2 separate regions of the Homo sapiens genome follow, and region 2 is linked to region 1. A link is an interaction called in ENCODE POLR2A ChIA-PET data of the cell type or tissue named here. Cell type or tissue: B cell. All regions are shown on one strand.

Region 1 (2,500 bases):
AACCAGCCAGGCACGATGGTTCATGCCTGCAATCCCACCACTTTGGGAGGCCAAGGCGGGTGGATCACTTGAGGTCAGGAGTTTGAGACCAGCCTGACCAACATGGTGAAACCCCGTCTCTACTAAAAATACAAAGATTAGCTGGGTGTCGTGATGCACGCCTGTAATACCAGCTACTTGAGAGGCTGAGGCAAGAGAATCGCTTGAACCCGGGAGGTGGAGGTTGCAGTGAGCAGAGATTGCGCCACTGCACTCCAGCCTGGGCAACAAAGCTAGACTCTGTCTCAAAAAATAAATAAATAAAAATAAATATTAGAGAGAACTTTGCCTGAGACCCTGAAATCCAGTTGTCCATAATCAGCAGGACCCCCACCACGGGACTGTGGGATGTTTAAAATCGCAAAGCCACCTAACCTCTTTGGAGAAAAGCTGCTATGTGATGTATCAGTTGAAGTTCACTGTTGAGCCTTTGTGATACACTGAAGAAAAATGAAATTATTCATCCTTTGTAGGTCTGTTAACACTTTAATTCTCCGAAGATTCCTTTTTTTTTTTTTTTTTGAGACAGAGTCTCGCTCTGTCACCCAGGCTGCAAGCTCTGCCTCTTGGGTTCATGCCATTCTCCTGCCTCAGCCTCCTGAGTAGCTGGGACTACAGGTGCCTGCCACCACACCTGGCTTTTTTTTTTTTTTTTTTTTTTTTTTTTTTGTATTTTTAGTAGAGACGGGGTTTCACAGTGTTAGCCAGGATGGTCTCGATCTCCTGACCTCGTGATCTGCCTGCCTCGGCCTCCCAAAGTGCTGGGACCACAGGCGTGAGCCACCCCGCCCAGCCGAAAGATTCCTTTTAACCAGTGCCTTCCTCAGGGTGCTAAATAAAACCGCAGGTACCAGAAACAGCCAGTCAGCCATGCACATTCTCAGCAGTGAGACAGAGGAAGTGGGTGGGGAGAAGACGGAAGGAAGGATAGCACCAGTGTCTCTGAAAGAGGTTTCCGTTTCTGCTTACATTTCATTGACCAAAATGTAGTCACATGGCCACTTGCTGCAAGGGATGCTGGGAAATGTGGTTTTCATTCCTAGCAACCATGATTCCAGATGGAAGTTAGGGCTGCTATTACAGAGGAAGAAGTGCAAAGTAACGCTGAGTAGGCAATGGGAAGTCTGATCAGAAATGCTCACTCCCTCCTTTTTCCTCCCATGGCACTTTGTTTCCTCATCTATAGTTCTTACTCTATCCTAGAGAAAGGAACAGACCCTCAGCTTTGTGAAGCCTCTTATTCATATTTGAACCCCCCACAGCCCTGGCAAAGGGGGGCTTGAGGCCTGTATCAGACTGTTATTTATTGAACACCTACACTCAAGGGGGCCAGACAGTTTCCGACTTATTATAAGTTATATGTTTAGGATTTAATATTTATAAAAAGGTATTGGTATATTTGATTTAAAGATAAAGAAAAAGAGGTTCAAGAGAAGGTAAATCAAGTGTTAAGCCAGGATCTGACTTCAGTGGGCTCCAAAGCCTGTCTTTCAAAACAACCCCAGGGGTTTTCAAATCATGCCTGATGGCTTTCAAGGTTCTAAGAGATGGAGAAGATGGAACAAGAGCAGACAGGACTCCAGGTGCCCTCCCTCTCTTTAAGCAGGGCCTTTTCACATTTGCAGAGTGGGGTTCTATATGTGCTTTGCTTAAACAAAATTTGCACAACTAAAAATGTTTGGAAACCATGGAGATAAAAACCATGCTGACTTGAGTGGCAGGATGTTAAAGTGGGAGAGAAACCGCCAGCGTCCTCACCCATTTCTCACCTAGCTGTCAGCCTAGTGCCTGCTGTGGGTCCCCCCACACCCCACCCTCCCACCCAAATGACTGTTCAATATTGCTCTGAAGTTCCATCCCAAGTAAAAAGCAGTTATCATCAAAAAAACCATACCTCTTTAAGGGAGTTTGACCCAAGTCATAAACCATGGAAGAGACTTAGAAATGGCATTTTCCCCATGGTACTAATCAAAATGGTTTAAAACCACAAAAGCCAGAAAACTGCATGAGGCTGCAGGCAGAAGGGTGGGTATTGATGACTTGACAAACTCCTCAGCCTTCTCTCTCTGGCGGTACTTACCTTTAGCTTCCTGCAGTTGTGATATATCACGTCTGTCTCCGCTGCCAGTGGGCTCCAAGGGGATGTGTTCACAGGGCACATTTTCCTGGTGTCTGCTGATGCTCTGGTGAAAGTTTGAGAGCTCTTCCTTGTCTCTCATCCAAGATATAATCACCAAGAGCTATAAAGAGGTTTTGGATAACAAAAGCTTCCTGACTTGGGCATTTAACAAGACACACTGTAGAATTCCCAACCACAACTAGGTCCAAGATTCAGAATCAAGAAACGAAGTCAATCTGATATTGCTATTACAACCCAAATGCCTCCTGTGGTTGGATTTTTATTTGATAGGGCCTGGCATTGGGTGAGGGATGGAGACAATTTAGCTAGAAAAAGAAGAAT
Region 2 (2,500 bases), 590 kb after region 1:
TGGCTGCCTGTATTGGAGAAGAAATGGGTGGTTTAGCTTGTCACAGTGTCCACCAGTCCCTGCTGTGTCCCAATGCTGAGGCCAAAGATTAGTTGCCATTCATGACACTGGCACTGCTGTTTTCTAGGCAATAGAGGAATGTCCCTCTTTACCCAAGATTTTTCCCATAAATGGGGAAACAATAGAGAGACTAAAGATGGCTCATGTTGAAAGAAACATGGAGCTAGCGTATTTCTTTGTAAAGGTGAAGAGCGTTCTCACGTATTTAGTAGGCAAACTACCTGGTTCACTTATGAACTCTCCTTGCCTGCTCCCTGCAGGCATTTGCATCACATATCCCTGCTCTAGGCAGCCTTGCAAAGAGATGACCTTGTCCCTGGTTGGGCATGGCAGAGCCGCTGCCTGCAGGGCATGGTGAGCCAGTGATGGATGGCTCTGCAAGAACCCCAGTGGACAGATGCCCGGAGGGCAGAGGCCCCTGGAAGTCCCTGGGGTTGGGGAGGACTCCAAAAGGATAGGACTCAGAATAGCAAGTAAATTATAAAAATAGCTATTTCATACACACAGATCTATGAACCGAGACTTGCACACACTGCCTCTGCTGTCCACTGACCTGGTTGTTTAGCCCAGGGATCTAGGGCCACCAACATGCACATGTGATGGAGGCTACTAGAACCTGTCCTAGAGAAGGACGGGACTCATCGCGCCTTTCCTTAAGGGGCGGGGCAGGGGGTGCAGAGAATGTGGCTTAAGGACCATCACATTTTAGAAATGTTTCAGAATTATAGAGCGGTATTTGTGTCACTTTTTGGGTGGGGTGTGAATGTAAAGTGGTCCTCTACAGGTGTCTTCCAGAAAGCATTGAGGCTGTTCATGTGAACCTTTGTGCTTTTGCTGCTAAACTAGAAGCATAGTTTTGGATTGGTTTATTGTTTTGTCTTCTATGAATAGAAAAAAATAATCAAAACTGTTTTAATGTGTCTGGGCTAATTATTTCAACATTTCACTTGCCTCATGTATGACCAATAAAAATAAGAGCTACCGTTTACTGAACTAACCTTATGACAGCCACTGTACCAGTACTAACCAGAAGTGCCTTGTATACACCTACCCTGTAGGATGGGGTTGCCCCGTGGTGTGAATAAGGAAATGGAAACTAAAAGCTTCTGTAGTTTCCTAAGGTCACTTACTTAGTACATGCTGGAGCCAGGATTCAAATCTGCATCTGTGTGATTTCATACCTCCTGCACTGCACGGCTAACGAGTGCAACAGCATTTGCCACCACCTGCTGTCTGCAGGACAACAGAGCTGGAGAGAGGGGAAAATGAATGCAAATGGCCAAGTCCACAAGGAGCAGCAAAGTTAAATTAGTCACATTCTTGTTTTCTTTTGAGACAGGGTCTCGCTCTGTCACCCAGCCTGGAGTGCAGTGGCACAATCACAGCTCACTGCAGCATCAACCTCCCAGGCTCAATTGATTCTCTTACCTCAGCCTCCTCAGTAGCTGGGACTACAGGCTCAGGCCACCACGCCCAGCTAATTCTTGTATTTTTTGTAGAGACGGTGTTTTGCCATGTTGCCCAGGTTGTAGTCACATTCTGGTAGTCACTTTCTTTAAGGGAAAAAAAAAGGAAGGCAGAGGCCGGGTGCAGTGTCTCACACGTGTAATCCCAGCACTTTTGGAGGCCAAGGTGGGCAGATCATGAGGTCAGGAGTTCAAAACCAGTCTGGCCAACATGGTGAAACCCCTGTGTCTACTAAAAATACAAAAATTAGCCGGGCACAGTGGCACGTGCCTATAGTCCCAGCTACTCAGGAGGTTGAGGCAGGAGAATCGCTTGAACCCGGGAGGCCAGGTTGCAGTGAGCCAAGATCGTGCTACCGCACTCCAGCCTGGGCAACAGAGAGAGATTCCGTATCAAAAAAAAAAATTAAAAATAAAAAAATAAACAAAAGGGAAGGCAGAATCCTCCAGTGCCTGGCATTTAAGCTTGCAATAATTATGTGTTAAATGAAGGAATGAATTACAAACCATGTAATCTCTCTGGACATTTATTGTTGTCATCTGTGTAAAAATGGGGTGGACCTGTTCCACCTCTCTCAGGCCTGTCATCAAGGGCAAACAGGAAACCAAAATTTGAAAACACTATTTTTATGGACTAAATGATTGTGTCCTTCATATGTTCCCCCTATTCTCCAGTGTGATGGTATTTGGAGTTACAGCTTTGGGCGGTAATTAGGATTCGATGAGATTATAAGGATAGGGCTCTCATGATGGGATTAATGCCCTTCATAAGAGATAACAGCCGGGCGCAGTGGCTCACGCCTGTAATCCCAGCACTTTGGGAAGCCGAGGCGGGCGGATCACCTGAGGTCAGGAGTTCAAGACCAGCCTCAACATGGAGAAACCCCGTCTCTACTAAAAATACAAAATTAGCCGGGCATGGTGGTGCATGCCTGTAATCCCAGCTACTGGGGAGGCTGAGGCAGGAGAATTGC

What was found. Peaks named below come from ENCODE experiments on the same cell type or tissue, not always from the same donor. Only the 100,000 strongest peaks of a DNase experiment are listed, where the experiment ranks them.
Region 2: POLR2A ChIA-PET joins it to region 1 with 7 read pairs; 2 of 35 experiments call an interaction of 5 or more read pairs at or near these places.

Annotation. Positions count from the first base shown.
Region 1 is chr6:107,715,352-107,717,851 of GRCh38, reverse strand. All of the region lies in intron 6 of SCML4 (Scm polycomb group protein like 4), which reads left to right. Among named protein-coding and RNA genes, the nearest start is that of SCML4, 110 kb to the left of the region's middle. RefSeq lists a silencer at 927-1,076. In B cell, no CTCF peak of the experiment used is centred here; a DNase peak (open chromatin) is centred at 981; H3K4me3 peaks cover 311 bases; H3K27ac peaks cover 331 bases.
Region 2 is chr6:107,123,901-107,126,400 of GRCh38, reverse strand. No RefSeq gene overlaps it. Among named protein-coding and RNA genes, the nearest start is that of BEND3, 9.6 kb to the right of the region's middle. RefSeq lists enhancers at 1,170-1,249, 1,260-1,349. In B cell, no CTCF peak of the experiment used is centred here; no DNase peak of the experiment used is centred here.